Regions from separate parts of the Homo sapiens genome. Here region 1 is linked to region 2. The links are chromatin loops, found by intact Hi-C in ENCODE. Cell type or tissue: PC-3. All regions are shown on one strand. Each heading gives the region's core, and the rest is flanking DNA. Links, peaks and the distances in the headings are about the cores only. Region 1 has its middle 100 kb from the start of SPANXC. Region 2 has its middle 32 kb from the start of SPANXA2-OT1.

The links. Hi-C counts contacts between places; a loop is a spot of excess contacts. Peaks named below come from ENCODE experiments on the same cell type or tissue, not always from the same donor. Only the 100,000 strongest peaks of a DNase experiment are listed, where the experiment ranks them.
Region 1: a loop joins it to region 2, with 23 times the contacts of the local background. A loop is called at or near these places in 2 of 110 quality-filtered maps.

What each region holds. Positions count from the first base shown.
Region 1 is chrX:141,334,369-141,351,141 of GRCh38, reverse strand. No RefSeq gene overlaps it. Among named protein-coding and RNA genes, the nearest start is that of SPANXC, 100 kb to the right of the region's middle. In PC-3, for the core only: no CTCF peak of the experiment used is centred there; a DNase peak (open chromatin) is centred at 9,711; H3K4me3 peaks cover 439 bases; H3K27ac peaks cover 1,354 bases.
Region 2 is chrX:141,462,784-141,479,556 of GRCh38, reverse strand. No RefSeq gene overlaps it. Among named protein-coding and RNA genes, the nearest start is that of SPANXA2-OT1, 32 kb to the left of the region's middle. In PC-3, for the core only: a CTCF peak has its summit at 11,977; DNase peaks (open chromatin) are centred at 9,886 and 10,326; H3K27ac peaks cover 2,590 bases.

The sequences.
Region 1 (16,773 bases), core at 5,599-13,598, 130 kb after region 2:
TAGCAAAACAAAAGTGTCATGAAAGAAGTTGAAGTTCCCCATTACAGAAAGAATAATTGGGTAGAAACCTGTTAGTGTGTAATGCAGAAAATAAAAGAAATGCTGATATGAACATGCCCATCAACTTACATTTATAATATGATGATTTTCAAATGATAGAGGAACATTTGTGAGCCTGTGTTGTCACAGTGCAACAGTGCCAGAGGATGCTGTTTTCAGCAGGTCAGAGTCCCACAGCTGTTCAATCAATATGTTGAGAATTGGTCTTTAATCTTCAGGCTTCTTTTAGAGGTTCTGACATCGTATCACTTCTGTTTTGCTACGATGGAAACATCCCTGAGGCAAATAGTGTTTCTGGTTGTACTGTGACATTGACCCTCTTCTCTTAATAATAATGACAATAATAACAATAATAATAACAGCAGCTACTATTTATAGAGCACTAGGCATGTTGCATCATGATTTTACCTAATCTTCAAGAGTCCTGCAAGTCAGGAGTTGGGCTCAGTTTCCAGAGGAAGAAAATAAGGCTACTTTCATGCTATGACAGTAAGGCCATATTCAAGAAGAGGTTAGAAAATGGGAGCCTCTAGTAATTTTCCCTCCTTTTCAGCACCATAGAGCTGACCAAGTGTGTCCAGCTTGGTACCCTCTACAAGAGCTTTATTGGTATTAAAAAGAAAATTCAATTCTCGCTGTCATTCAAGTGGGGACTTTTATTTATTTATTTATTTATATTTATTTATTTATTTATTATTTTCAAATTTTATTTTAAGTTCAGGGTTATATGTGCAATATGTGCAAGTTTTGTTATATAGACAAATGTGTGCCGTGGTGGTTTACTGCACCGATCATCCTATCACCTAGGTATTAAGCCCAGCATCCACTAGTCATTCTTCTTGATGCTCTCCCTCTTCCCAACCCCCACCCTCTGACAGGCATCAGTGTGTGTTGTTCCACTTCATGTGTCCATGTGTTCTCATCATTCAGCTCCCACTTATAAGTGAGAACACATGGTATTTGATTCTCTGTTCCTGGGTTAGTTTGCTAAAGATAATGGCCTCCAGCTCTATTCATGTCCCTGCAAAAGACATGATCTCATTCCTTTTTATGGCTGCATAGTATTTCATCATGTATAAGTACCACATTTATTTTTTCTATCCAATCCACTGTTGATAGGCACCTAGGTTGATTCCATGTCTTTGCTATTGTGAATAGTGCTGCAATGAACATACACGTGCATGTGTCTTTATAGTAGAACAGTTTATATTCCTTTGGGTATATATCCAGTAATGAGATTACTGAGTTAAATGGTCTTTCTGCCTCTAGGTCTTTGAGGAATCAACACACTGTCTTCCACAATGGTTGAACTAATTTACACTCCCACCAACAGTGTAAAAGTGTTCCTGTTTTATCCACAACCTCACCAGCATCTGTTGTTTTTTGACTTTCAATAGCAGCCATTCTGACTGGTGTGAGATGGTATCTCACTGTGGTTTTCACTTGCATTTCTCTGATGATCAGTGATGTTGAGCTTTTTTTCATATGTCTGTTGGCCACATGCATGTCTTCTACTGAGAAGTGTTTGTTCATGTCCTTGGCCCACTCTTTGATGGGGCTGTTCATTTTTTTCTTGTAAATTTAAGTTCCTTATAGATGACGGATATTAGACCTTTGTCAGAGAGATTGCAAGCATTTTCTCCCATTGTGTAGGTTGTCTATTTACGCTGTTGATAGTTTCCTTTGCTGTGCCAAAGCTCTTCAATTTAATTAGATCCCATTTGTCAATTTTTGCTTTTGTCAAAATTGCTTTTGGTATCTTCATCATGAAATCTTTACCTGTGCCTATGTCCTGAATGGTATTGCCTAGGTTTTCTTCTAGGGTTTTTATAGTTTTGGGTTTTATGTTTAAGTCTTTAATCCATCTTGAGTAATTTTTATATATGGTGTAAGGAAGGGGTCTGACTTCAATTTTTTGCATATGGCTAGCCAGTTCTCCCAGCACCATTTATTGAATAAGGAGTCTTTTCCCCATTCCTTGTTTTTGTCAGGTTTGTCAAAGATCAGATGGTTGTACGTGTGCAGTCTTATTTCTGGGTTCTCTATTCTGTTCCATTGGTCTATGTGTCTGTTCTTGTACAAATACCATGCTGTTTTGGTTACTGTAACCTTGTAATATAGTTTGAAGTTGGGTAGCCTGATGCCTCCAGCTTTGTTGTTTTTGCTTAGGATCACCTTGTCTATTCAGGCTTTTTTTTTGGTTTCATAAAAATTTTTAAATAGTTTTTTTTCTAATTCTGTGAAGAATGTCAATGGTACTTTAATGGGAATAGCATTGAATATATAAATTGCTTTGGGCAGTATGGCCATTTTTATTATATTGATTCTTCCTATTCATGAACAAGGAATGTTTTTCCATTTGTGTCGTCTCTGATTTTCTTGAGCAGTGGCTTGTAGTTCTCCTTGAAGAGGTCCTTCGCTTCCCTTGTTAGCTGTATTCCTAGGTATTTTATTCGTTTGTGCCAATTGTGAATAGGAGTTCATTTGTGATTTGGCTCTTGGCTTACCTGTTGTTGGTGTATAGGAATGCTAGCAATTTTTGCACATTGATTTTATATCCTGAGACTTTCCTGAAATTGCCTATCAGCTTAAGAAGCTTTTGGGCTGAGACAATGGGGTTATCTAGATATAGGATCATGTCATCTGCAAACAAAGATAGTTTGACTTCCTTTCTTCCTATTTGAACATCCTTTATCTCTTTCTCTTTCCTGATTTCCCTGGCCAGAACTTACAATACTATGTTGAATAGGAGTGGTGAAAGAGGACAAACTTGTCTTGTGCTGGTTTTCAAAGGGAATGCTTCCAGGTTTTGCCCATTCAGTACGATATTGGCTGTGGGTTTGTCATATATGGCTTATTAATTTGAGGTATGTTCTTTCAATACCTAATTTATTGACAGTTTTTAACATGGAGGGGTGTTGAATATTATCGAAGGCCTCTTCTGCATCTATTGAGATAACCGTGTGGTTTTTGTCTTTAGTTCTTTTTATGTGATGAATCACATTTATTAATTTGTATATGTTGAACCAGATTTCCATCCCTGGGATGAAGCCTATTTGATTGTGATGGATAGGTCTTTTGATATTCTGTTGGATTTGTTTTGCTTCAATGTTCATTAAGGATATTGGCCTGAAGTTTTCTCTTTTTTTTGCTGTATCTTTGCCAGGTTTTGGTATCAGGATTCTGCTGGCCCCATAAAATGAGTTAGAGAGGAGTTCCTCCTCTTCAATTTTTTGGGATAGTTTCAGTAGGAATGCTGCCAGCTCTTTTTTGTACCTCTGGTAGAATTCAGCTGTGAACCTGTCTGGTCCTGGGATTTTTTTTCATTTGGTAGGCTATTTATTAATGTCTCAATTTTAGAACAAATTATTGGTCTATTCAGAGATTCAATTTCTTTCTGGTTCAGTCTTGGGTGGGTGTATGTGTCTAGGAATTTATTAGTTTTTTCTAGATTTTCCAGTTTATGCACATAGAAGTGTTTATAGTATTCTCTGATGGTTGTTTGTATTTCTTTGGGGTCAGTGGCGATATCTCCCTTAACATTTCTGATTGTGCTTATTTGAATCTTCTCTTATTTTCTTCTTCATTAGCTTAGTTAGTGGTCTGTATTAATTCTTTTTTTTTTTTCAAAAGCCAGCTCTTGGATTTGATGATTTTTTTGAAGTGTCTTTTTGTGTCTCTATCTCCGTCAGTTCAGCTCTGATCTTGGTTATCTCTTTTATTCTGCTAGCCTTGGGTTTGTTCACTCTTGGTTCTCTAGTTCTTTTAGTTGTGACATTAAATTTTTAACTTGAGATCTTTCTAGCTTTTTGATGAGGGCATATAATGATATAAATTTCCCTCTTTCACACTGTTTCAGCTATGTGTCCCAAAGATTGTGGTACATTGTATCTTTGTTCTCACTAATTCCAAAGAACTTCTTGATTTCTGCCTTTATTATTTACCCAGAAGTTATTCAGGAGCAGGTTGTTCAATTTCCATGTAGTTGTGTGGATTTGAATGAATTTCTTAACCTTGTGTTCTAATTTGATTGTGCTGTGATTCAAGAGACTGTTATGATTTCAATTCTTTTGCATTTGCTGAGGAGTATTTAACTTTCAATAATGTGATCAGTTTTAGAAAAAGTGCCATGTGGTGATGAGAAAAATATATATTCTGTTATGTTTGGGTGGAGAGTCCTGTAGATATCTATCAGGTCCACTTGATCCAGCGCTGAGTTCAGGTCCTGAATGTCTTTGTTAGTTTCTGTCTCGATGGTCCGTCTAATATTGACAGTGCGGTGTTAAAGTCTCCCACTATTATTATGTGTGAGTCTAAGTCTCTTTGAAGGTCTCTAAGAATTTGCTTTATGAATCTGTGTGCTTCTGTACTGGGTGCATAGACATTTAAAATGGTTAAATCTTTTTGTTGAATTGAACCCTTTACCACTATGTAATGTTCTTCTTTGTCTTTTTTGATATTTATTGGTTTAAAGTCCGTTTTTCAGGAACTAGGAATGCAACCCTAAGTAGGAACCTTTAAAACCTCTGGTCCTATTCAGCTTGCCATATTCATATTCCCTATCTGGCAAGAAGTAGATTCTCCCAATTTTCAAATTGTTCATACATAAAAAGCTTCCCCATAAACAGAAGACATATGACACGTAATTATTTCCCAACAGCGATGATTTAAATAGAGTAATCTTGTATATTAAGTTTTTTCTGTTGCCTCTCAACTATACTAAAGTCAGCTGGAAGGTTGCACTTCTGGTAAAAATTATAGCTTTTCCTTCAGTGAGAATACTTGGTGCTCAAGCACTTATAACTAGAATTTCTAAGAAGGAAATTTGTAAAGAGAGAAGTGCAGTTGTTGGTACTAATGGGAAGGAAGCTGTGCTTTTATCTCTACCTTCTTTTCACTTGAGAAGGGAACGGAGGCAATGGAAGGGTACAACTCTTTTTTTGTTTTGGTGACATTAGAAGACATGAGAAAAGTAATGACTGGGCTCCCTGAACTGGTTTGCAGTTGCATCCTGTCTCAGATATGTGTGAACACAACAAAAATACTGATGCCTTCACTCTTGAGATAAGGCCACATTACTTTCAATTTAATCCTGACTATTTAATCTCAGGAACTCTCAGAAAAACAATGTGTCTCTATTTTGTGTGAGAAAAATGTGTATATAACAGTGGGAGGTCTGATGTATACTATATATTTGAAAGCCACCAGCCTTAGCATAGTCTCTGCTGTCAGTGGAATCAATTTCTTCATTCTTGTTGACACACAGAATATTCCTTCTGATCTTGCAAAATCACTTCTGTTTATTACAAGGTCTGTATCTCGTCTATGTTCCCCACTGTTGATATACTACTTTTCTTGAAGCCACTACAGAGCTTTATACTTATATTCCAAACTGCATCTAGTACGGAAGTGCTTGGCAACATTACAACATGGAATAAATAGTATTCATTATGACAGACTCCTCAGGATTCATTCATCTGATAAACGTTAGAGACATTACATAGAACTAATTTGACACTTTGTCTCTAAAGCGTGTTAAGACTCTTTGATGCTGAAAATTGCATTTGCAGAAGTGATTATTTGAAGTTACTGCAAGGCTCTGAGACAATGCAGTGTCCAGGTCTCAAAGGAAGAAAAGTGAAATTCCTTCAGGGTGATTACTGAGGCCTCCCTGCCCAAGGTTTAATTCTGGCCTGAGAGATAGCAAGCTTGGCTTCTTGTCTCTTCTACTCAGCAGCCTCCATAGCTTTTTATATTGACTCCCCCAGGTCCAGAGATGAAATAGTAGCCAAGAGTCTGACCAAAAACCACCTAGTGAATTATGCGGTCAAATGTCTCTTGGGGAAGCAGATGTATTGTTTTACCTGAATGGAGATCCCAGTGGTGTTATGAAGACAACATGCCAGCCAGGGTTCAAGTCTCAGCTCCACCACTTATTGGATGTGTTTGTCTCCTAACTTATCTGCCCCTCAGTGTCCTTGTTTATGAAATGAGAATAATTAAACATATCTTTTGGAGTTATTGTAAGAATTAAATGCTATAATGTGTGAAAGCACTTCACATAGTACCCGGAACCTAATAGGCACTTAGTACATGTTAATGTAGTTTTCTCACCCATGAATTAGGAAGAATACTATTTTTCCTGCTTATCTCAAGCCTATTATCCACTTCAATGGTCATTTTTCCCCTCTAGGTTTGTTCAGAGATAACAATGATGTACTGTAGTCAATTAAAAATGTTTCCTTGAATCTGGACTTGATTGTCAGAGCAAAAACAGCAGCAGCCACTTAAGGAGAGATAGATTGTGGGCATAGCCTGAAATGTATCTACCTACTGATACACAGCTTTTTCTGCCTTAGTCCATGCCGGTACATATGGCACAATTTTCTTCCTAGAGACATATTTTCTTCCTAGAGACATACATATGGGCCCCTCATGTATCAATGTTCTTATTTGTCAGGAACAATTATTTTACATGTAAAAACATGGGTTGACCCACATGACCCATTTTCTTTAATATATATGAAGTAATATAACAGTATTTTATTATGTAGTTTCCTACAACGCTGTTGGCTATGACAGTGATAAGTATTAAGATTTCTTTCATCCTCTGCACTCTGCCCTGCAGCAGTACCTGCCACAGTGTAGTGCAGGCTCTCCTGATCCCTTGTTTGGAATACTGCAAAACTGTTTACCCTTCTTTGCATTCTCTCTTCTCTTCAACGCACCCCTACACTACAGCCTTTATGATGTCTCTGAAACAAAAACAAGGCCACGTTAACTCTTATTTATAAACCCTTCCATGGTTTCCCATTGTCCTTAGGGCAAAACCTAAGCTTCTTAACCTGGTTGACAAGAATTTTTTTGATCAGGCATAAATCCTAGCTCAGGATACATTAATGGGGACAGAGGTGTGGTGGTAGAGTGGGGGCGAAATGGACATAACAGATTTTATCTACATTATGGGCACTCTCCACAGTGCCAATTTTTCCTCATTTTCATTTTATTTTTGGGCTCTTTTTAGGCTCTCTTATCCTTCCTGATAACAATTGCTGTGTCCCTGAGTTTTCCTTGGAAACTTTTAAGAGCTGGGCATGCTCAGTAGCCATAGCCAGGGTTGTCTCTCATTTTTAAAACATCACTAAGGCTGCAGTGTGAAGGATGGACACACTTTGGGGCCTGTTGCGGGCTTGGGGGCAAGGGGAGGGAGAGCATTAGGACAAATACCTAATGCATGCAGCGCTTAAAACCTAGATGATGGGTTGATGGGTGCAGCAAATCACCATGGCACATATATACCTATGTAACAAACCTGCACGTTCAGCACATGTATTCCAGAACTTAAAATAAGATAAAATAAAATAGAAAAAAATGCATCAGTGAGAGCCTTTAAAAAACCAAGAAAGAATCAAAATTTCCTTTATCACAACTCTACAGATATTCCATTGAATGGGTTTACTTAAGCAGTATGAAATGTAGAGTAAGTTGGAGAGTGTCACCAAACTTCCCATTTTATTCAGAAAAATAACCTAGGGCCATGTGGTAGCCTATGGTCCATACATGAACTGCCAGCTGACTGAATCTCTGACCTCTCCTCCTCTTTTACTTTCCCCACCCTTTTTTTTTTTTTTTTTTTTTTTTTTTGAGTCAGAATCTTGCTCTCTCGCCCAGGCTGGAGTGCAGTGGCGCGATCTCAGCTCACTGCAAGCTCTACCTCCCGGGTTCACGCCATTCTCCTGCCTCGGCCTCCCGAGTAGCTAGGACTACAGGCGCCCGCCACCACACCTGGCTTTTTTTGTATTTTTAGTAGAGACGGGGTTTCACCGTATTAGCCAGGATGGTCTCGATCTCCTGACCTCATGACCCGCCCGCCTCGGCCTCCCAAAGTGCTGGGATTACAGGCTAGAGCCACCGTGCCCAGCCTACATTTTCCCTTTTGTGGTGGGCCAAAACATGACCCTCCTAAAGATATCCATGTGAAATTCCTAACACCTGTGAATGGCACCTCATATGGCAAAGGATTTGATTAAGTTAAGGATCTTGAGATGAGGCGCTTCTGGATTATTCATGTGGGCCCAATATCATCACAGACTTCCTGTGATTAGGTAGACGCAGAGAGAGACATATGAAGGAAAGGTGGGGGTGTGAAGATGAAGGCAGAAGACAAGGCAAGGAAAGCCGCCAGTTACCAAAAGCTAGAAGAAGCAAAGTACAGATTCTCCCCTAAAGCTTCTGCAGGGAGCATGGCCCTGCCAACAAATTGATTTGGGATTTCTGGACTTCAGACCCTTGAAAGGGTAAACTTTCGTTGCTTCGAGCCACACAGTTTGGAGTACTTTGTTATAGCAGCCCTAGAAGTGAATTCACCTTTCTTCTAACCTCACTGGCTTCCTTGATTTTCCTCAAATAGGCCACATGAGCTCCACTTAAGGACTTCTGCGCTCACTTCTCACTGGACTCGAAAGCTCTCCCACTAGACAGCTTCCTACTGAGAGAGCTCCATGGCTTTCTCCTTCGATTCCATCAAGTCTTGTGCAGAAGTCACTTTTTCAGTAATGATTTTCACGATCCCATTATTTGAAATAGGCCCCTTGGCATTCCCTAACATTCTTGCCCTATTTTCTCTTCATAGTACTTATCTCTGATCTGACATACCAATCTTTTAATGTTTACTATTTACTCATTTCTTATTGCCTGCATTTGGTTGTCCATACATGCAGCAGAAGATAATCTCCATACTGTCAGAGATTATCGTCCGTATCATTTATTGCTATGTTTCCAGTGCATAGAACCATGCCTCAGCACCTAGGACAAGGCCCAATATACATAAGCATTAGATGAACACTTAAAGGAAAGATTACATAACATCAGAAATTTTTAAAAAAGTTAATAATAAACAAAGCATTTTAGAACTTACGAGTCATGCTCCCCAAACTGCCATTGTCATTAACCATGCAACTTCTGTAATCCCAACAAATCACTTAAATTTCCCATTTTCAAATGTTGAAGTCTGAGGAAAAGACTTTGAGACATTTTACGTATTGTAGTTGACTAGAGCTACTTTTATTCAGTCACATGTTTACTCAACAGTGTTTTAAAAATCAAAGTGAAGTTCTCAAGCATTTTCTGCTGTATCATGCTGAAATCCTAAACACAGTGTATCCTAATTGAATACACAAAAATTGTGCAGATACCACCAAAAATATGTGCATATTTATTTTTATGGGCTTGTACCTTTCCTTGGGAAGAGGGAAGGTGACGACAGATGTCAGCAAAAGCACAAAAAGAAATACCCCAGGAGCTCCCATATGTTTCTACCTTGCTGAGTCCATGTAAGATAGATTACCTTCATGGCTGTTTCCAGTTACGTGGATAAAGGGAGGAGATAGAAAAGCAGAATGTCATCTCTGCATCTAGCAAGATACGCGTGCAAAGGTCAGCCAGAGGCCGGTTTTCTGAGTGACCATGGTTGGGAAATCAAACAGACTTTCAATTTGATCTGAGAGTAAAGCATGCTATTGTTTGAGCTTCTTGGTTCCATTTATCAGAGGAAATTTGTGCCAGAGATAGCAGAAGGGAAATGGAAGACATCCGAGAAAGGATTCCAAGATTGTAAACTGCACTCCAGCCCAAGCACTATTGCTGCCAATTCTAAGAATTTCTTCATGATTAGTCACAGTACTTAATGTTGCTATTATAAAATGTCAAGTGGAAGAGTCAGAGTCAGGCTATTGATGACTTAGAAGCTTGCTTTGCTGAAATAAAGTTTCTCTTAAAATGGAAAAGGTGAATTTACGCGAGTAAAATGAGTTGGAATAACTTGTGAAAATCTTGTGTTTTGATGTTACAAAAGTCCACGTAAATTACTGCCTTAAGCACTCGAAAAATGCTTAGAACACTTGTGGCTAATTACTAAAAATATTTATGACTAAATTGGGCTACTTGGGAAGAGAAATGATGGAAATAATAGTTTTAATTGTTAAACTAATGTTCGTTTTAAGTAAAATTGGTTAACTGAAAAAATGATATGCATACAAAAAAGAACACTTATCGTAATTGTGCAGCTTGATGGCTTATCCCACAGTAAAATTATTCTACAACTACTACTCGGATTAAAAAAAAAATACTAACTATACCCTGAGACGTTCCCCTGCTGCCGCCCCATGCCAGGCACTATCGCCTTCTATCCTGAAGTTATCTTCTCTTTTTGATTAGTTTTAAATGGTTTTGAATTTGACATAAATGGAGTTATACAGTATGTTCTTTTTAGTATTTGATTTCTTTTCATTAAATTTACGTTTGGAAGATTCAGCCATGTTTTTGCCTGTAACAGTAGTTCGTTAATTTTCACTGTTGTGTAGTTTGCTGTTTATCAATATGCCACAATTTATTCAGCCATTTTATTATTCATGAATGTTTGGATTGTTTCTCGTTTATGCCACTACAAATAGCACTAATATCAACATTTCTTAGAAGTAAACATATGTATACATGTATGTTAAGTATATATGTTGGAGCGAAATTGCTGCACCATAGGATATGAGTACATTTAATATGGCAAATACTGCCAAAGAGTTTTCCAATATGGTTGCATCAATTTGCATTCATACTAGCAGCGCATGAGGGTTTCCGTTGCTCTACATCATTCTCAACACACTGTACGGTCATTTGTTTTAACTTGAGCCATTCTGGTATATGTATAGTGGTATTTCATTGTGATTTTGTTTCTATTTCTCTTATGACTAATCATGTTGAGCATTTTTTCATGTGCTTATTTTTTCATTTGTTCATGTCCTTCATTGACCATATAGGTATCTTCCTTTTTGAGCTATCTGTTCAACTTTTTTGCCTGTTTTCTATTGGATTTTGTCTTTTTTTTTTTTTTTAGTGATTTATAGGAAGAGTCTGGCTATGAAGTTGTTTGTATTCATACATTTATGTGTGATATATATCACACACATATGAGAGAGAGCACACAAATATCTCCTTTTATGTTTTATTTTTAAAATCGAATGTATTGAGATTTATTTGTGTGCCATAAAATTAACCCATGGTAAGTACACAATATTTTTCAGTAAATTCCAGAGTTGTACAGCAATCACCAAAATTCTATTTTAAAGCATTTCCATTATTCCATAAGGATTCTTCATGCCTTTTTTCTATATTCCCAATCACCAACCCTAGCTTCAGGTAACATACTGAGCTGATATCATCTCTTATAATTTGCCTTTTCTAGAATGCCTGCCAAGAAAGCAAATCATACACTTTGTATGCTTCTTTTCTGGCTTTCCTCACTTAGTGTAATTATTTTGAGACTCATTGTTATTTTTTGATATATCCTTAGTTCCTTCCTTTTTATTACCAAGTAATATTCGATCGTAAGGGGTGTACCACATCTGTTTACCCATTCACCAGATGAAGGACATTTGGTTTCTTTTTAGTTTTTGGTGGTTAGGAATAAAGCCAATATAAAATTGTGCATGCAGCCTTTGTGTGACTACAGGTTTTCATTTTATTCGGATAAATACCTTGGAGTGGGGTTCTTAAGTCATATGGTAAGCGCAGGTCTAACTATTTAAGAAACTGACAAAGTGCTTTTAAAAAAGTGTTTGATACTATTTCCCTGGTATGAAACCCACTTGATTATGTTGGATTATCTTTTGGATATGTTGTTGATTTTGCTTAGCCAGTATTTTGTTAAGGATTTTAGCATCCATGTCCATCAAGGATATTGGTCTGTAGTTTTCTTTTTTAGTTATATCCTTCCTTGATTTTGGTATTAGGGTGATGTTGGCTTCATTAGGGAGGGTTTCACATCCCCACCAGAAGTGTAGGAGTTCTAGATGCTGCATATCTTTGTAAGCACTTAGTGTCTTCATGTTTTTTCTTATTTTGTAATTATTCTCACATGAGTGTAGTGATATCTCATTGTAGTTTTAATTTTTTTCCCTAATGACTAATGATGTTTGGCATCTTTTCTTGTGTTTAACTGCCATTTGTATATAATATTTGTTAAAGTATTTGTCCAAATTTTTTGCCCATTAAAAATGAGTGGGGGACTTCAATACACCACTGACAGCACTAGACAGGTCATCAAGACAGAAAGTCAACAAAGAAACAATGGACTTAAACTATACCTTGGAACAAATGGACTTAACAGATATATAAAGAACATTTAATCCAACAACCACAGAATACACATTCTATTCAACAGCCCATGGAACTTTCTCCAACATAGACCATATCTTGGAGATATGAGCCTCAATTGTATGAGCCTCAATAAATTTAAGAAAATTGAAATTATATCAAGCACTCTTTCAGACCACAGTGGAATAAAACTGGAATGAACTCCAAAAGGAACCTTCAAATCCATGCAAATACATGGAAATTAAATAACCTGCTCATGAATAAGCACTGGGTCAAAAACGAAATCAAGATGGAAATTAAAATAAATCTTCAAACTGAATGACAATAATGACACAACCTATCAAAACCTCGGGGATAGGGCAAAGGTGGTGCTAAGAGGAAAGTTCATAGCCCTAGATGCCTACATCAAAAGACTGAAAGAGCACAAACTGACACGCTAAGGTCACACCTCAAGGAACTAGAGAAACAAGAACAAACCAAACCCAGACCCAGCAGAAGAAAGGAAATACCTAAGATCAGAGCAAAACTAAATTAAATTGAAACACACAAAAAGTACAAAAAATAAATGAAACAAAAAGCTGGTTCTTTAAAAAGATAAGTAAAATTGATGGACCATTGGCAAGATTAACCAAGAAGAGAGAAAATCCAAATAAATGTAGTTATAAAATAAATAAGTTATGTACACCTAATGTACAAACTTGCAGTTATAAGATGAATAAATTCTGGAGACCTAAAATTTCTGCACAGCAAAAAAAAAATTATAAACAAAATCACAGAATGAGAGACAACACTTACAAACCATATATCTGATAAGATATTAATATTCAAAATGTATAAGGTGCTTCTACAACTCACTAACAGTAAACAAATAACCTGATTCAAAAATGGGCAAGGGATCTGAACAGATTTTTTTTTATACAAATGGCAAACAAATATATGAAAAAATGCTCAACATCACTAAGCACCAGGGAAATGCAAATGAAAACCACAATGAGATATCATCTTACTCCAGTTAGAATGGCTATTAGTAAAAAGACAAAAAACCAACAGATATTGGTGAAGATGTGGAGAAAGGGAACTCTTATACACTATTGGTGGAAATGTAATTGGTGCAGTCATTTTGGCAAACAGTATGGAGGTTTTTTAAAATATTGAAAGAATTACCATTTGATCCAACAATCCTACTCCTGGGTATCCACCCAAAAGAAAAGAAATCAATACATCTAAGGGATACCTGCACTTTCATGTTTATTGCAGTACTATTCACAATAGCAAAAATATGGGATCAACCTAAAAGTCCATCAATGGATAAACAGATGAAGAAAATTTGGTACATATACACAATGGAATACTATTCAGCTTTTTAAAAGAAGGGAATTTTGTCATTTACACCAAACCTGGAGGACATTATGCTAAGTGAAATAATCCAGAGACAGAAAGACAAACACTGCATAATCTCACTTATATATATAAACTAAAAATGTCAAATATATAGAAACAGAGAGTAGAAGGTAATTATCATAGGTTAGGGTATGGGAAAAATGGAGAGATGCTGGTCAAATGGTACGAACTTGTGAGTTATAAGCTAAATTCTGGAGACTAATGTACACCATGGTGACTACACTTAATGTATACTTGAAATTTGCTAAGAGAGTAGAGCTTAAGTATTATTACCACACTCTACACAAAAATAATTATGTGAGGAGATGGATACATTCATAACCTTAATTGTGGTAATCATTTCACAATGTATATGCATATCAAAACATCATGTTGTTTACCTTGAATATATACAACTTTTTATTTTTTAATTATACCTTAATAAAGCTGAAAGTGAAAATAAGTTGTGTTTGAATTTTGTCAAAAGCTTTTTTATTATTTAATATTTGTAGGCTGTGTAGTGATATCTGGTTGTGCATTCCCAATATGTAAAATTTGTGTCACCTCTTTCTTAGTAAGTATATTTAAAGCTTTATAAATATTTAATTTTCATCCAATAATCAGATTTGGTTTCATTGATCTCCTGTATTGATTTTCTGCTCTCAATTTCATTGATTTTCACTCTTACCTTTATAATATCCTTTATTATATATGATTTGGGTTTAATTTCTCTTTTTTCCCCATTTTTCTTAAGGTAGAAGCTTATATCATTGATTTGAGCACTTTCTTCTTTTCTAATGTAAACATTTAATAGTATGCTATAAACTTCTAAGTACTACTTTAAAGACATCCCACAAATTTTGATATGTTGTATTTTCATTATTTTCTGTTCAAAATATTTTTCAATTTCCCCTGTGATTTCTTCTTTGATCTATGCATTGTGGAGCATGTTTTTAATTTCAAAATATTTGGATATTTTCCTGATTTTTTTTACCGATTTCTAGTTTAATTCTATCATATTCCAAGAATCTGCTTCTTACTATCTCTTTTTGAAATTGTTATAGTTTGGTATATAGTGCATATTATAGTCTCTTTTAGTGGATTATTTTTATATGCAGTGCAGTAAAAAAGAGGTATATTCTTCTGCTGTTGTTTGGGGGTGTTCTATAAATCTCATTGTGTCAAGCTGGTTGATAGCATTGTTCTGATGTTCTATATAACCTTACTTATTTTCTGTTTATTTGATTAGTGAGAGAGGAATGTGAGGGTCTATGAGTGAAAAATGTTGATTCATTGATGTCTGTGTTCAATTCTAGCAATTGTTTCCTCATGCAATTTGAAGCTTTGTTATTAAGTGCATATGCGTTTAAGATTGTTGTGTCATGTTAAAGTGACTCCTTTATAAATAGTGAGACAGTAAACTATCTAAACATACACTGATACTGTTTTAAATCTGTGCTTTGGAATTTTTATTCTGTTTATTTGCATAACCTGCAGGAAAAAAATGTAATTCCATCTTTTGTCTCTTCTTATAATCCTGAGAGATTAATCTTGAAACTCCACAGTGATCAAGTCATCTATGACTTTAAAAAAAAACAAGAAAAAACTTTGACTCCAATATTGCCTATTGAGTTTGTATGTAACACCTTCTTCAGTGTGACCCTAAATGGCCTTAATCTTTCACCACTTATTCTCTATCCAAATTAGATGGACTTCAATTGACTAGAAAATAGATCCCTTACCTACTGATTCAGCATTTATTGGGAAACGATTATTTTCCTAAATGCTATACAATTACTTTTAAAAAGTGTTCCCTATTCTTGAGACGATTATAATCCAATGTAAACAAAAAAATGGAATTGAGGATGGACTAGCAGGTAGAGAAAGGCTACAATCATGAAAATAATTGAATAGGGCAGAGAGGCAGAATACCATTCTGTAAAATGTGTAGGAGTCTCAACAGGAAATGACTAAGGGATATGATTGTCAGGGCCTAAAGGTACTTTGTGATCACTAGTTCCATGAAACAAAGGGTAAAGAAAAAACTTAAATCAGAAGGTATTATCGTTGTCTATAATACCAAGAAAGACATCAGCAAAGAATGCAGTAATTGGCTTTGGGGGCATTGATCCTAAATAATGCTATAGCAGAATAACTTACATGTTTGCTGACTAGAAGCTTCTGGGGTTTTAAATAGCATTACTACTAAACATTCTTGTTCACAGATGAATTTAGCTTAGATTCTAGTCGGTATTAAAGACTGAATATTAATTTTTTTAATTATGTATTTGGAGAATAATTTATTCATATGAAATCCAGACCCAAATATGAAATTCAGCACAAAAATTAATAATAGAAACCCGAGGAACCTGATGCTTCAGGCATTTAGCATCTGATATAATTTTACATTCTTATAAAGTGCACTGAAACGATACTGAATACACAGTGTGTGGGTGCAGTATATCACTCTGTAATTAGAATATCAGGTATATGAGAGCATTTTTTAAATAGAAAAAGGAAACGTATATTTTAAAAATACGTGTGTATTTTGAAAGTTTTTCATTTTTTTCTTAATCTTATCAATGATGATTGGGTTGACCTCATAACCTTTGATTAATTATCTGCCAGATGGGCTATTAATGAAGACTATTATAAGTAATATATAGTCTCTAAAGGCCAGGCCATACTACCTCCAAAAGGAGGTAGTATGATGTTTCTCTCTAATTCCAGCATAAGTCTTTTTTTTTTAAAAGCACCAAAATGATAGACTACCTGTTCACAATAGAGGAAAGGGTGTATGTGTGTGTATGTGTGTTTGTGTGTGTATGTGTGTGTCTTAGTCCATTCCAGCAGCTATAACACAATACCATAATCCAGGTGGCTAATAAACAAGAGAAATTTATTTCTTAAAGTTCTGGAGGTGGGGAAGCCCAAGATCAAGGTGCAGACAGATTCAGTGTTTAGTGAGGGCCGTTTTACTTGTTCATAAGTAACCATCTTCTCATTTTGTCCTCACATGGTAGAAAGGGCAAGAGAGCTCTCTGGGGCCTCTTTTATAAGGGCACTAGTGCAATTCCTGAAGGCTCTGTTCTCATAACCAAAGCACCTCCCAAGTCCCTCATCTTCTAATACTGTCACATTGGGCATTATAATGTTAACATTTTTTGGGGAGGCAGGGGGACTAAA
Region 2 (16,773 bases), core at 5,964-13,963:
GATTTTACATTTTCTGGTATTTTGGCAACAGATTCATGGTTAAATAAATACTGTATTAGTTACAAAATTTCCTCAAAATTCTGTTACCTATACCAATGTCCTCATCAGCGGCCAGACACATTTATGACCATTAATGTCTGATTCAAGAATGACATATGTTGGCCGGGCGCAGTGGCTCAAGCCTGTAATTCTAGCACTTTGGGAGGCCGAGGCAGGCAGATCACGAGGTCAGGAGTTCAAGACCAGCCTGGCCAATATGGTGAAACCCCGTCTCTACTAAAGATACAAAAACAAAACAAAAAAAAAATTAGCCGGGTGTGGTGGTGTGTGCCTGTAATCCCAGCTACTCAAGAGGCTGAGACAGGAGAATGGCTTGAACCCGGGAGGCGGAGGTTGCAGGGAGCCAAGATCGCGCCATTGCACTCCAGCCTGGGCGACACAGTGAGACTCTGTCTCAAAAAAAAAAAAAATGTCATATGTTAACCTGAAAAGCAGATGTGTCTTCCTAAGAATATATCTACATTAATATCCAATTTGGTTTGCAGTTCTTGAGGCCTTATCAATGGAATCCCAAAAGGCGTAGGACTAATGAAGCTCAGTCTATGTAGTGGAGTGCATAGAAGATGCCTCATCTACAAAGGTCAGAGGAATTATAGAATTGTCACTATCAACAGGCAGCTCTTTGTCTCCCTGTCATGTGTCTCCCTATACTTACTTCATAATAAGGGTAGTCCTATGTCTTGCTCACTCTGCATTCTCATGCCCAGAACAGAGTCTCTGACACTAAATGGAAACCATCATTCTCAGCAAACTATCGCAAGGACAAAAAACCAAACACCGCATGTTCTCACTCATAGGTGGGAATTGAACAATGAGAACACTTGGACACAGGAAGGGGAACATCACACACCGGGGCCTGTTGTGGGGTGGGGGGAGGGGGGAGGGATAGCATTAGGAGATATACCTAATGTAAATGACGAGTTAATGGGTGCAGCACACCAACAGGGCACATGTATACATATGTAACAAAGCTGCACGTTGTGCACATGTACCCTAGAACTTAAAGTATAATAAAAAATATATATACATTAAAAAAATTGTGTGAAAAGTGAATGAGGAAATGAATGAAGAAAAGGCTCACTTGACTATTTGTCTCATCTTTCATCTACCTTGCAGCCAATTCTCATTATCCAAAACCTTTTAAGTAATGCTATAATAAACATTTATTCTGACAACATAGAAGAAGAATAATGGATATGCTTGAGTAATCAATTCCTGAGCAATATTCAGAAGGCTCACAAGAAATATCTGATTATTTACAATGCCTAAAGTACCATCTTTGCCTACGGCATAAAATGTTGCTTCTTATAACAATTTTGGTGCCCCCCCCATCACTCACTTCATACACAATACACGGGGGCATGTGCACGCACACACACACACACACACACACACACACACACACACACAATTAATTTCTTCAGTAAAGACTTCACTTCCGTAGTGATAAAAGACACATTGCTAAAATGGTAAGGAAGAAAGCAAAACAACAAAATGCTGTTTCATACTTAAGGTTCTGGGCTTTTGTGTTCCATATGGTAACTGAGCTTGCAACATAGCAAATACAGATTCCAAAAGATCTTTTTATCCCTCTATTTTGTGATTTGTGCAGCCAAGCATGTTAGAAAGAATAAGTAACCAGAACAAAGAGCTGACAGGCAAACAGAGAGCAATCTTCCATCAGTGAAGAGAACACTTTCCTCAGGCTCCAAGATTATTATTATTTTTTTCTTTTTTAAACCTATACTGCTGGGCAGAACAAACATAAGAACACAGAACCCAATCACAACAGGTGAAATCATGATGAAATAAGACCCTGAATCTTGCTTAGAAAGAAGATGGTCAACATACTATAAACAAGGGTGGGAGGTAAATCCACAAGAATAATTTGCATATGAAAAGTCTGGAAATTATTTTTTAATAGACTTTTGTGGCTTAACTTCACTTAACCATAATCTCATAAATACCCAGGAGTCATTAACTTTGCAAATTGTTTGGAGGACTCTGAGGAGTTAATCCCGGAAGATAGCATGATGTACCAAAAAATCATTTACTAGAATTTTTTATTATTACAAAGAAGCAAAAAGAAATAAAATAGAAAACAGTTTCCATGAAGTATAGAGGATGCTAGACTAGGAGTCAAAAAACCTGGAGTCCATCTCCACCTAAAGTAAAAGAATTCTCCTTCTCTGTGCTTTCTTGTTTCCCATGAATAAATAAGGGGTGATGAAAGGAGATGTGAGTTCAATCAGTTCCACCCAAGCTCAACCATTACTATTTTGAAAGTCTTTCCTATTTACAGAACTTTAGCTTTAGTTTACAAAAAGCTCCCTCATTGAATCCTTACCACAATAGTGTTAAGATAAGAGTTCTTGTCTCCATTTACAAATAAGGAAGCAAAAACTTAGAGTGATTAACACATTTCCCCAAAATCCTCCTTCTAGAATGTTGTAAATCCAGTTCTCATATCAAATACAATGCTCTTCAAGGATCCTATACTGACTCCCTGATACAATTTATCCGAATATACATAGTATCTCTCAAAACTTAAACTAGTATGTGACCTACACGGAATGGGGCTTTAAAACAGTAATGGATTTCATCGGACTGGAAATGACTCATTCTAATAAAATATAAGGGTCGGGAAGATGTTGATCAAAGGATACAAAATTTCAGCTAGATAGGAAGGATTAGTTTAAGAGATCTATTTTGCAGACAGCATGGTGGCTGTGGTTAATAAAAACATTATATTCTTGCACGTTGCTAAGAAAATAGATTTTAAATGTTCTTACCACAAAAAAGATAAATATGTGAAGCAATGTATATGTGAATTAGCTAGATTTAGCCATCCTACAATATATACATGTTTCAAAACAATATGATGTACACAATAAATATATACAATTTTTACTCATCAATTAAAATAAATAAATGTTTAAAAATGAAATAAAATAAAAATAAAAAGCAGTTGGACTATATACCACAATGTTTTCATATTATTATTTGAAAGCCCTCTAGCTAAAGACTATCAGGAACACACTATAGTTGAACAAATCGGGTTTATTACTCATTACAGTAGGAGAGAATATACATCATAGAGAACTATTTTTATCAATTATGGGGGCATCTCAGTAGGAAGATAATAAAAGGATTTGTTATAGTGTTTGGATTTGTATTAGGTGATTTGGGGGAGATTTTGAGGAAGCAGAATTTTTCTCTGGGTTGAATACTCTCGGGAAGTCGGGGTAATATGATGATCAGGTATCTTAATACACCTTATCTATTGTGAGGGCAGTCTAAAGCAAGGGTAGACTTGTAATTGGTAAAAGAAAAAAACCCAGCAACTTATATTATTCAGAATAGTGAGATAACTGGTCATTCTCGTGACTTGCACAATGTCCATGTTCTGTCTGTGTTCAGACATGATTGCAGAGCGGTCTTGTTTTCGCCTTCATCCGTCATGGTCACACAGCGGCCTCATTTAATGCTGATGTTCCTGATAGAGTAATACCAAGGCCTAGCTGTGAGTGCCAAGCCAGCTCCTAGCAACAACTGGGCATAGCTTGTGAATGTCAGAAGCTGTTTTTCTCTTTCTCAAAACCAGTTAAACATTTAGTTCAGTGATTTGTCCTGCAGCTGGTGGATGAGATGGAATTTTCAAAAGCGGAAAAAAATAGAACAAGGTATGTTCTTTCTCAAAAGACATGTTTTCCAGCACTATTTCTATACGGCAAATTATTTCTTATACAAAGTTAAAATATAAAGAAGAGATTAGGAGAAAATACTTGTGATATGTATAACAAACAAATGACTATACAAATTTTTTCTATAAATAAAAAATCAAACAACCCAATAGAAAAATATGGCAACAATTCACAGATTAATAACTACAAATAGATAACAAAAGATATTCAACTTTACTATTCGTAAAGTAAATATAAATTAAAACAAAGAAGCAATTTTCTTCCATTGGATTGACAACAAAAATCATGAAGGAATAGGAAATCCTAACACTGTTAGAACAAAGTACAAGTACTTTGCAGGATATTTTGGCAATTTCTAGCAAACTTTAAAATGCTCATTAAATTTTTAAGAATTTTCCTTTTAGAAATGCTACACATGTGCACGAAAACATACGATTCAAAAATGTTCATTGTAACATTTGTTAAACAGAAAAACTGGTGAAAAACATTTGTACATCAATAGAGAAATACCTACATTTAAAAATGATGTATCCATACTATGAAGTTATATGCAGACAATTAAAATATTGACATAGATATGTATGGCAAATATAGAGGAAAAACAAAGATACAGAATTAGACAAGAAAATTAATTTACAAAAGTACTTAATATCTCATTTATGTCAAAATATTTATGTAGGCCAAACGCAGCAGCTCATGCCTGCAATCCCAACATTTTGGGAGGCTGAGGCAGGAGGATTGCCTGAGTCCGGGAATTCGAGACCAGCCAGGGCAACATAGTGAGAACTCTTCTCTACAAAAAAAAAAAAAAAAAAAAAAAAAAAAAAGAGCCAGGTGTGGTGACTCATGCCTGTAGTCCCAGCTACTCAGGAGGCTGAGGTGGGAGAATTGCTTGAGCCTGGGAGGTTGAGGCTGCAGAGAGCTGAGAACATGCCACTGCACTGCAGCCTGGGCGACAGAGCAAGACCCTGTTTAAAAAATATATAATTATGTATTTTTAATATTTGCATATATGTATATGACTATATTATGAATCTTTGTATATATATTTAAATGAATATAAAATTATCTGTAAGTGAGCATACCAATTGCAAGCTGTTTCCTTTGAGGACCAGTAATTCAGTTGAATTTTGGGAGAATAGAGGGTGGAGAGAATGGTAGAAATGCAAGTTTTTCTGTATATACATCTGCACTGCTTGAAATTTTTATAAGAAAATATTATTTTCATAATAAAAAGTTATATAATAATATATTCTTTTTTTTTTTTCCGAGACGGAGTTTCGCTCTTGTTGCCCAGGCTGGAGTGCAATGGCGTGATCTCAGCTCACCACAACCTCTGCCTCCCGGGTTCAAGTGATTCTCCTCCCTCAGCCTCCTGAGTAGCTGGGATTACAGGCATGTGTCACCACGCCCAGCTAATTTTGTATTTTTAGTAGAGACGGGGTTTCTCCATGTTGGTCAGGCTGGTCTCGAACTCCTGACCTCAGGCGATCCACCTGCCTTGGACTCCCAAAGTGCTGGGATTACAGGCATGAGCCACCACGCCCGGCCAATAATGTATTCTCTTAGGAACTGTCTAGCTGAGATGGGGTAACTTGTAATGGAGTTGTTATCTTCCTGGCAGAAACAACTAAAAACACTGGACTATATACATATATATATATATAAATGTTTTTTAAGCGTTAGAAATTAGGTAGTGTGAGAAAATAATTCCTTACAGAGGGAAAACAAAGTGAACCCTTACGATTGTCCTGGCTTACTGTCTGAAAGGAGACTTCAGGCTACATCATAGAAAGGGAGAACTCAGGCCGGCCGCGGTGGCTCACACCTGTAATCCCATAGCATTTTGGGAGGCCAAGGTGGGGGGATCACAAGGTCAGGAGAGCGAGACAATCCTGGCTAACACGGTGAAACCCTGTCTCCCCTAAAAATCCAAAAATTAGCCAGGTGTGGGGGCACACGCCTGTAGTCCCAGCTACTCAGGAGGCTGAGGCAGGAGAATTGCTTGAACCCTGGAGACGGAGGTTGCAGTGAGCTGAGATCTGGCCACTGCACTCCAGCCTGGGCGACAGAGCAAGACTCCATCTCAAAATAAACAAATAAGTAAATAAATAAAATAAAAAGAAATGGAGAACCTAAATGGAATCCAGTGGCCTCCCTAAGTTGAGAAGACAGAGCTAGGAGTCCAAAAAGGGAAATACAGCTACAAATTTCAGGGAAGAATACAAGAGAAAAGAAAGCTGCACAAAAAATAAGACAACTGCAGCGATTTGTTGAAGGTCCTTCTCAGCTTTAGTTGAGCATGAATCAGTGCATGAATATGAGGAAACTAACTGAAGCTGGAGAAGCAACTATCTGTAAACAGCAGAAAAAAACAATTCTTAGAGCTCAAACATTTCTTGTTCCCACAAGTCAGAGTGAAAAGCCTTGTATTTCACATGATATTAGGTAGGTTCGTCAGAGGGTATCGCCACAGTAGTGGAAGAAAAATAGTCCTAGATTAATAGCTAGTCTGGTTCTGTCTAATGAAGTTTACAAACAAGCCTTGAAAGAATCAATGTTTTTTTTTTCCAAGTAAATTTAAAGCATCTCAGATTTAAGTGTGAAAATAATATTAGGAGAAGAAAAACACCATCAAAAAGGTAAAATCCACATTGTCTGACATCAAATAAAAAGTTACCAATCACGCATGAAGGAAAGGAAATAAGAGCAGAAAAGCCATTCAATAGAAAGAGACCAGAAAATGGCACCTATAGAATGAGTAGACAAGAACATTAAAACGGCTACAGACGGCTGGGTGCAGTGGCTCATGCCTGTAATCCCAGCACTTTGGGAGGCTGAGGCGGGCAGATCACGAGGTCAGGAGATCGAGACTATCCGGGCTAACACGGTGAAACCCCGCCTCTACTAAAAATACAAAACATTAGCCGGGCGTGGTGGCGCAGGCCTGTAATCCCAGCTACTCAGGAGGCTGAGCCAGAGAATCACTTAAACCCGGGAGGCAGCGGTTGCAGTGAACCGAGATCATGCCATTGCACTCCAGCCTGGGCAACAAGAGTGAAACTCCATTTCAAAATAAAAAAATAAAAAAATAAAAAATAAACCAGCAACAATTACAATAGCATCTTTCTTTATTTGTCCTGAAACGACTACTTTAATAATCAATTGTTTGCTTGCTTTAAGGGTTGTGTCCACACAGTATATATATTTTGAAATGTAAGTGTTAAATTATTGAATAAAGCCTGCAACTCTCTGGATTTGTAAATTAAAACAATTCATATGCTTACACATTATTATTATTGACACGTTGTATGGGGGCATTTTGATATCATGCTGTTATAGAAACTAATCAGTTGTTATGGAAGTTATCAACACCTTCAACCATCATAATTTTGTAGTTTTCTGATAAATCACTCTTCAAATAAGGTGTCAAGGGCCAAAACACTTGTTAAGAAATAGAACTGTATGTCTTAACTAGGTGATTTTTGTAAAAAGTCCCTTTGACATTATTTAAAAAGATGTTCTTGATCTTGAATTTTCTTCCTAAAGTATCTAATTCCTGTTGATGAATGTAGCCCCACTTTACAAGATTGTTTGCATTTACCTTAAATCTTCATAACAAAATTCTTACTTGAAAAGCTAATGTGCAACTTATTTTGGACATATATATCTCATTTAAAAATACTTTAGCATGAGAACCTGAATAAAATATAACGCTGGGTATAGATAATTCATATTTTATTGATGTAAAAATGGGCTGTCTACATATACTCAGAACAGTAGATATTGTAATGTAAGCAAATGCATCATCTTAATAGAAATTTCTAAAGAGGCTTAGCTTAGTGTTTAGTATAGGTTAGCAGTTGAAGATAACTTAAGGAAAAGGGATTTTATGTATATCGATCTTTGAGTCTGGGACTCTGTTCTAAAGTATTTGCCTTATTTTTGAATTTTTAATCAATTATGAGATTAATCATCAACTCTATGCTTCAAGGCCTTTATTCCATAGAAGATGTTAATTATACAGCACATTCATGCAATTTAAACCTCTATGTCTTCTTCGTGCTATGCAAAATGTATCTTTATGATTTGCTGTGTCTGTCTATGCAAACCAGTAGACAAATTTTTGCCCAGACTATAATGTGCACCCAGTCAGCCCAGAAGAGCTATTATCATCACCTCTTCAGTGAAAAATATTGTGGCTACCTGCCAGCTACTTTATGATTTTTATTTCACTAGATTATACAAACATCTACTGAGTACCTAAGATATCCCAGGTTCCGTTGAGGATCAAAGGTGAACAAGACAATGCTGCGGCCCTCAAGATTTCATACTCAAGCAAGGGAGATGAGAAATTGGTCAAAATTATTCTATCAGAAATAATGTGCTAGAATATACCTTTGAATGAACTACAAAGTGCTACAGAGGTTTGAAGAAGGGAGTAGCTGCACCAGGAAGGCTTTGTAAATGAGATATTCCTTCAAGGACAGACTGAGCACAGAAAGGCATTGCAGGCAGTGGGAATTTCAGCAAAAGCACTGACGGTGAAGAGGAATATTTGTTGTATACAGGTTGAACACACCAACTCTGTAACATTCCAAAATCTGAAACTTTTTGAGTACCAGCATGGTGCTCAAAGAAAATGCTTTTTGGATTTCAGATATTTGCATTAGGTATGCTTGACTGGTAAATATAATGGAAATATTCCAAAATCCAAAAAAATCAAAAAATTGAAACACTTCTGGTCCCAAGCATTTAAGATAAGGGACAATCAACATGTATTACTCTGTGTCTGGGTCTGTACTGGGCCTTTACATTTGCTTGCTCATTTAATCCACACAAGCACCCTGTAATGTGCATGATACTCTTTCTATTTTGCAGATAGCACCAAGGCCCAGAGCTGGTAAATAAGTGGCAGATCTGGTATTGAACTCAGGCTGGGGTCACATGAAAGACCGTGTTCTTTCCTCACAGGGGTGAGAGAAAGCACAATCTGTTTGGGAAAAAGGAGTCGAGTTACTTAGAACATAGAATGCTGGAAAGGTAGCAAAATGAACAAGATCATCGGTGGAGTTCACGTAGAACCAAATGTGCTCTAGTAGACATTAACAAGTATTCTGGACAACGTCCCATGGTCGAATATATGGAAAATATTGCATGCTATATTCTAGTCCTGCCATGTAGAGGTTGTACACTACATAAATGAGTGTCGTATAATAAGCTACAATGTGAATATTTACCTCTAGAGTTGTACAGTGCACAACTTGCACAACCATATGTTGCCAATCAGCTCTATCTTATTTTTTTGGAAATTCACAAATCACATTAGGATGTGAAAGAGTTCAGAAACTCTTATAGTAATGAAATACGTTTAACCCACTAAATCTCAAAATTATTTGACTACAGAAGGGAAATTTCTTTAGTGTCTAATAATATCTCGTGGAATACTAGCATTCTATGAAACACAGTTTGGAAAGTGCTGGGCTAGCCAGTCATACTTGACAAGTCAGTATAAAGTGGAGTGACTTGGCCATATAGCCTTTGTCTGGAAATTCTGCCAAAGACACTCATCCATTAGTCTGGATGATGTGACTTCAATTTTCTAATGGAAAACATTTTCCTTGACCAATTCTTTCTTTCTTTTTTTTTTTTTTTTTGAGACAGAGTCTCTGTTGCCCAGGCTGGAGTGCAGTGGCACGATCTCGGTTCACTACAACCTCCACCTCCCAGGTTTAAGCAATTCTCCTGCCTCAGCCTCCTGAGTAACTGGGATTACAGGCGCGTGCCACACGCCCAGCTAATTTTTGTATTTTTAGTAGAGACAGGGTTTCACCATGTTGGTCAGGCTGGTCTCAAAATCCTGACCTCATGATCTGCGCGCCTCAGCCTCCCAAAGTGCTGGGATTACAGGTGTGAGCCACCACACCTGGCCCGTTCCTTCACCAATTCTAAGTTCAGAGGAACAGGGTCATCATGAGCAGAGCTTGTGTGCTTAGTGAAAATGGCTGTGGGTGTAATGAAATATTTATTCCCCAAGCGTTGAGATGGTTTGATGGGACCTGAGGCAGCTGGAGTCCCTGGGCCAGTCATTTCCTGCCCAAGCAGCCTCATCTATTTACCTCAGTATGCTGTACAAACATTATTTTTAAGGTATGCTACGATGTGGCAACGGTTGAGAAGCAATGATTTTGAAAATGCCAAGTTACTTGTTAAAGACTCCAGTCTAGATTTATAAGATAGCTTTTTCTTGTCCCATTTTGTTTAGCAGCTCCAGAAATAGTAATTGGTACAAGCAGTGTTAGAAGAAAACATCATTATTACAAAATATACTACAAGGAAAGAAGAATTAGATATTTGAGAATTATCTTTTTTTGCTATGTTGCTTTTCTAGTTGGGAACATCACATTAATCTGTTTTCCCCTCATGATTAAAACTTTTTGGGATAACAGCAATTATTCATTTATGTGCAAATATCTAGAAGATGAGCAATGTGAATCTATAACAGTAAAGGAGGCATTCAGGATGAGGTGGCAGAATTCCTTAAATAGTCATACTTCATTTCAATTGAAAAACTTTGCACAACTGAAAGAATGACAAAAATGCTATTGTTAAAGAAAAAAAAAAACTTTGGAAAGTTATGAATGTCTAAAATTTCCTGCAGTTATTTTTGCAAGGATTGATTCATATTCAGATTAGCTTCCTGCCAGATGGAAGAAACACACAGTAAATCAACTTTTGCAGGAGAGAAATCAAAAAGAAGCATAAGCTGCTATTTAAAGGGGTTTCTTCCTTTTTTGCCATATTAATAGCACATTAACCCTTAGGGAGTGTTATTGCAAGAAGCCAAACCACGGAGGCTACCATTCCATCCTTCAGGAAGAATAAATATTTTTCAGCCCAGTAGGTTGGGGAAAAATAGCTCCTTGGATTGCATACTCAAAAAAGTGTTTCTGTTTAATCATGGTCAAGTTTCATGCACTCCAAAGCAGTAATGAAAGAGTAAATGTATGGAAATAGGGAATGAATTCCTCCTCTTGCACCCAGTGAAACCCCGCTTTAGTTAATTGTTCCTGGGATGCATTAAGGATACAGTAGATGAGATGGATCGATGTCCTTGGGGGTATTCTAAACCAGGTGTGTGTTTTTTTGGGGGGTGGGGAGCGGTGCTGGCGGAGCCCCTCCAGTACCTTTAAGGAGCTCCCTTTATTATTCTGGCCATGTGATCCAAGTGCATCAGAACACAATCATACCACTTGGTTGTACCAGTGCTGGAGACTAGGTTTTCTCTCTGAACCAGCAGTCACTCTTCCTGCTTAGTTCTCTCCTTGTCCTTCCTTCTAATCTTCAACTTGTTCTTGTCCTGATGTCTTTGCCTCACAATTTCAACTTTATGCCCTTTTTGTTTCACATGTGATCTAAGCATTCCTTGTGATAATACCCTGCTCTCCACTGTAGTTGAATAAAGTATCCAGGCTGTGACCCTCCAGACTTGAGCCATCCTCAAGTGCCCTCTTTCCCCTATATACTGACTTCATGGGGATAGCTTTTCACCTGGCCTGTTTCAGCCTTGACACTTTGATGATAATGGTAGCAATGTAGCTATAACATTTGTTTTCTGAGCACCTACTGTGTGTCTATCTTCTCAACAGCCCTGTGAGAGAGGTATTATTATTATTCCAATTTTATAGATGAGGAAATTAGGCACAGATAGTTAAGAAAACTGCTCAAAGATTACAGAGCTTATAATTGACAGAACTTCGCTTCTGATGCAAATGAGTCTGAATTCAAAGCCTGTGCTCTTAACCACTATGCTATATCAGAGTCTTAAACTAAAATGCACCAATTAATCACCTGGGAATCCTGTTAAAATGCAGATTCTGATTCAAATGGTCTGGGATGGGACTTGAGAATTTTCATTTTTTTATTAGCTCCCAGGAGATGCCAATGTTGTTGGTTTAATGTACCAGACTTTGAAGAGCAAGAAACTATATAGGGTGCAGCATTTCAAGAAAACAGATGCTTTGGAAATCTCTTCCGCCCGAATTTCCAGAAGAGATGCTACAAATTCACCATACCACACCTGTGCATTTTTCATGTATTGGAGGGATAAGAATGCTGGCTCTTCCATGCAGTACCAAAAGCTGCCACCATTTAGTAAGCGCTTTCTCACTTCTAGTCACTGTTGTTGTAAGTGCATTTCAGAAACCAACTCACTTAATCCCTACAACAGACTTAGGCAAAAAGTCATACAACTAATAAAAGTGATGGAACTGGATTCATACCTAAAGAGTCTAGCTCTAGAGCCCACATATAACCAATATACGCTTTTTAAGTATAGCAGAGTGGTCTGAGATCAGCTTAGGGCAGTGGTTGACAGTGGGCTCTGACATTAGTTTTGAGTCTGGATTCATTACTTCTTAGGTGTATAACCTTGGATATGTCCTTAACATTATTCTGTTCATTTTAATTTCTACCACTTCTGGTGTCTGGTCCAACATGTAAGGTGCTTGGAAGTTGTTGCTCCTTCCTATCAACATGTGAAGAGCTGAACAAAAGGGAAAATCAACAACTATTCTTAGGCTATAGATTCATCAAAGAAGTGAGGTCACAGAGTAAATTGCTGCCCCCAAAATTGGAGACAGAAACAGGCAGACAAAGGGAATCACAGCTTACTAGAGCAGAAACCCCAAAGCAGAAACCTCCACAAGAACCAATGCCATAGTAAGAAAACGTAAACTGTAATTGGTGAAACGCTGGAGGCTCAGAGTGGACAACTCTGAAAGTTAAAAACTTCTGTTATATGGCTGCACTTACATTTTGTGAGTTTTTACCTTTTGGAGCTCTATTGGGTCTTCATAATGAGCATCAGAAAGTCCCCTCATGCTTTAGAAAAGTAAACATTCTGAAATACACCAAAGCATTTTGTTCTTCTTCAGAAGACATGTCCTTAGGAGAAACTACAGTATTTTACAAGAGTCTAACCTGCTGGGACTATTTCAGAACCTACTTGTGGGAAGGAAAATACCCAATTCCAGCTCCCTGTAGCCTTTCATGTGAGGAAAGGGAGATGCTCAACTCTCACCACTATAAACATTCTGTCCTATCCAAGGGGGAAGAAGCTGAGAAGTATTGGCTAAGTTCACAGTTTAGGGGCACAGGTTCACCAAAAGACAAAGCTAATCACCCGGCGCGGTGGCTCACACCTATAATCCCAGAACTTTGGGAGGCTGAGGCGGGTGGATCACGAGGTCAGGAGATCGAGACCATCCTGGCTAACATGGTGAAACCCTGTCTCTACCAAAAATACCAAAAAATTAGCCAGGCATGGTGGCGTGCGCCTGTAGTCCTAGCTACTTGGGAGGCTGAGGCAGGAGAATCGTTTGAACCCAGGAGGTGGAGGTTGCAGTGAGCCGAGATCACCCCATTGCACTCCAGCCTGGTGACAGAGTGAGACTCCTTCTCAAAAAAAAAAAAAAAAAAAAAAGACAAAGCTAATCATAAAGCTATAGAACACTTCACATGCCACCTTCAAACACATACCACTACATCATTCAGGGCCTCTTCATTGCAGTTTCTCTCACCCAATGTACGATGTTCATCCTTCAACAAAATATTACAAGGACATTACTGGCAAAACAAAGTTTGAAGAGATTGAACAAACATCAGAACAAAATTCAAATATATCAGGAATGGTGGCATTATCAGACGAGGAATTTTTTTGAAAATACGTATTATTGTACTAAGAGCTTTAATGGAAAAAGTAGACAACATGCAAGAACAGATAGATAATGTAAGCAAAGAGATGGAAATTCTGAGATAGCATTTAAAAGAAATGCTAGAGATCAAAGACACTGCAACAGAAATGAAGAATGCCTGTGATGGGCATATTAGTAGACTGGATGCAGCTAAGGAAAGAATCTCTGAGCTTGAGGGTATGGAATAGACACTTTCAAAACTAAAAAGAAAAAAGAAAAAAAAATACCGAAAACCCCCAGAACAGAATATCCAGGAACTGTGGGGCAACTCTTAGAGGTATAACATACACATAATGAGGATATCAGAAGGAAAAGAAAGAGAGACAGGGACAGAAGAAATGTGTAACAGAATAATAACTGAGAATTTCCCCAGATTAATATCAGACACCAAACCACATATCCAGTAAGCTTGGAGAACCAAGCAGGATAAAAGCCAAAAAAAAAAAAAAACACAAACATACACATAGGCATACCATTTTTTTTTTTTTTTTTTTTTTTGAAGACAGAGTCTCAGTCTGTCACCCAGGCTGGAGTGCAGTGGCACGATCTCAGCTCACTGCAAACTCTGCCTCCCGGGTTCAAGCGATTCTCCTGCTTCAGCCTCCCGAGTAGCTGGGATTACAGGTGCCCACTCCACGCCCAGCTAATTTTTGCATTTTTACTGGAGATGAGGTTTCACCATGTTGGCCAGGCTGGTCTCAAACTTTTGACCTCAGGTGATCCACCCGCCTTGGCCTCCCAAAGTGCTGGGATTATAGGCGTGAGCCACCACGCCCAGCCAGGCATACCATTTTCAAACTGCAGAAAATCAAAGATAAGAAAAGAGTCTTGAAACAAGCCATCAGAAACAAAAGACACCTATATAGGATCAAAGACAAGAATTACACTTGACTTCTCAGAAACCAGGCAAGCAAGAAAAAGGTGGAGTGAAATATTTAAAGTTTTGGTAGAAAAACAACTTCACCAACCTAGAATTTTGAATCCTATAAAATTATCCTTCACAAGTGAAGGAGAAATAGAGACTTTCTTGAATAAACAAAAATTGAGAGAATTTATTGCCAGAAGACTAGCTTTGAAAGAAATGTTAAAAGTTATTCAGAGAGAAGGAAAATAATATAGATTAGACACTTGGATCTACATAAAGAAATTAGAGAAAGAATAAGTAAACTAAAAGCTTTTATTTTTCTTATTTGTAATTGATGTAACATATAATGGTTTGTTTAAAAAAGAATAGCAACAATGTATTCAATATATATACTTCTGTATTTATATGCTTATATATAAGTAAAATAAATGATAGCAATGTTGCAAAGGACAGGATGGAGGAATTCAGATTATTTTGTTATTTTAAATTACTTTCATTACCCATGAAGTGGTATAGTGTTATTTGAAAGTGGACCTGGATTGGTTTTAAACATATATTGCAACTTTAGGGAAACCACCAAGAAAAGATTAAGAAGGAATATGACTGATATATTAATAAAGGAGAGAAAATGGAATCATATGAATATTTAGTTATAACTACAAAAGGCAGAAAAAGTGTGGGAGACAAAAATAGAAACAGAACATGGGCAACAAATAGAAAACAGTTGCAAATGTGTTCAATGTTACCCACCTGTATCAATAATCACTTAAACATCAATGGTCTAAATATCGCAATTAAAAGACAGATATTGTCATAGTGTATCAAAAAACAAAACCCAGCCATATGCTTTTTACAAGAAACTCACATTAAATATAAAGACACTTGCAGGTTAAAAGTAAACAGATATAGAAAGATATGCCAGCCAGGTGCGGTGGCTCATGCCTGTAATCCCAGCACTTTGGGAGGCCGAGGCGGGCAGATCACCTGAGGTCAGGAGTTTGAGACCAGTCTGGCCAACATGGTGAAACCCTGTCTCTACTAAAAATACAAAAAACATTAGCTGTGCATGGTGGCGGGCACCTGTAATCCCATCTACTCGGGAGGCTGAGGCAGGAGAATCACTTGAACCCAGGAGGCGGAGGTTGCAGTGAGCTGAGAATGCGCCATTGCACTCCAGCCTGGGCGACAAGAGTGAAACTCTATCTCAAAAAATAATAATAATAAAAAAAATAAAACTAAAAATAAAGATATGCCATGCTACCACTAATCAAAAGAAAGTGGGACTATCTCTATTAATTTCAGACAGAGCAGACCACCAGGCAAGGTAAGGTATCATGGATAAATTGAATAATTACATAATGATAACGGAGTCAGTCATCCAAGAAGACATAACAATCTGCTATGGTCTGAACGTTTGTGTCCCTACCCCACCCTCCCCCTAACACACAATTTAAATGTTGTAATCCTAATCCCCAAAAAGAGGGTATTAGGAAGTGTGGCCTTTGATGGGTGATTAGGTCAGGAGGACTGAGGCTTCATCAATGGGATTAGCAGCCTTATAAGAAGACCCAATGAGATTCCTTCCCCCTTCCACCACTTGAGGACACAGCTGAAAGTCAGGGGCCAACAAACCAGGAAGAGGCCCTCTCCGGACACTGAATTTATCAGCACCTTGATCTTGGACTTCCCAGTCTCCAGGAGTATGAAATTAATGCCTGCTTATAAACCATCCAATGTATGCTTTTGTTATAGCAGCCTGAATGGACAAAGAGACAATCCTTAATGTGTATGCACCTACAAACAGAGCATCAGAATGCATGATTCAACAACTGATAAAGTTACAAGGAGAAACAGATAAATCCAATGTTATAGTCAGAGATATTTTTTCTTTTCTTTAAAATAGGAATAATACTAGTGCCTACTCAACAGAATTTGTGTGAAGATTCAATGAGTTAATGGGTGTAAGGGCCTTAGAATAATACCTGACACATTCTAAAAGCCTGAAAAATGCCGGCCATTATTGTTACTATTACTATTATTATTATAGTCTACACGGAACCATTATTATTTTTTATGTTTGACACACAAATCACTATACTAATCTGTCACCTTTGCTTTTCTTCTGTAAATCTAGTAAAAAGGGAGGAAGAAAGAGGAGTACAGAGATGTTATAAAACACAGATCACAGAGAGAAGCCATTTATTTTTCCACCGCTACCCTTGACATGACTGCTGCCGAACTGAAGGAAGAAAATTGCGGCGGGAAGAGATCAATAAAAATTATTCTTTTCCACCTTCTTTCCCTGCTGTTGGAATTCAACCTTTAGGCTAACATTATGGCAAGATTTAGGATGCAGAGGAAATGGGATTCTTCCCTAGTACCTCACTCA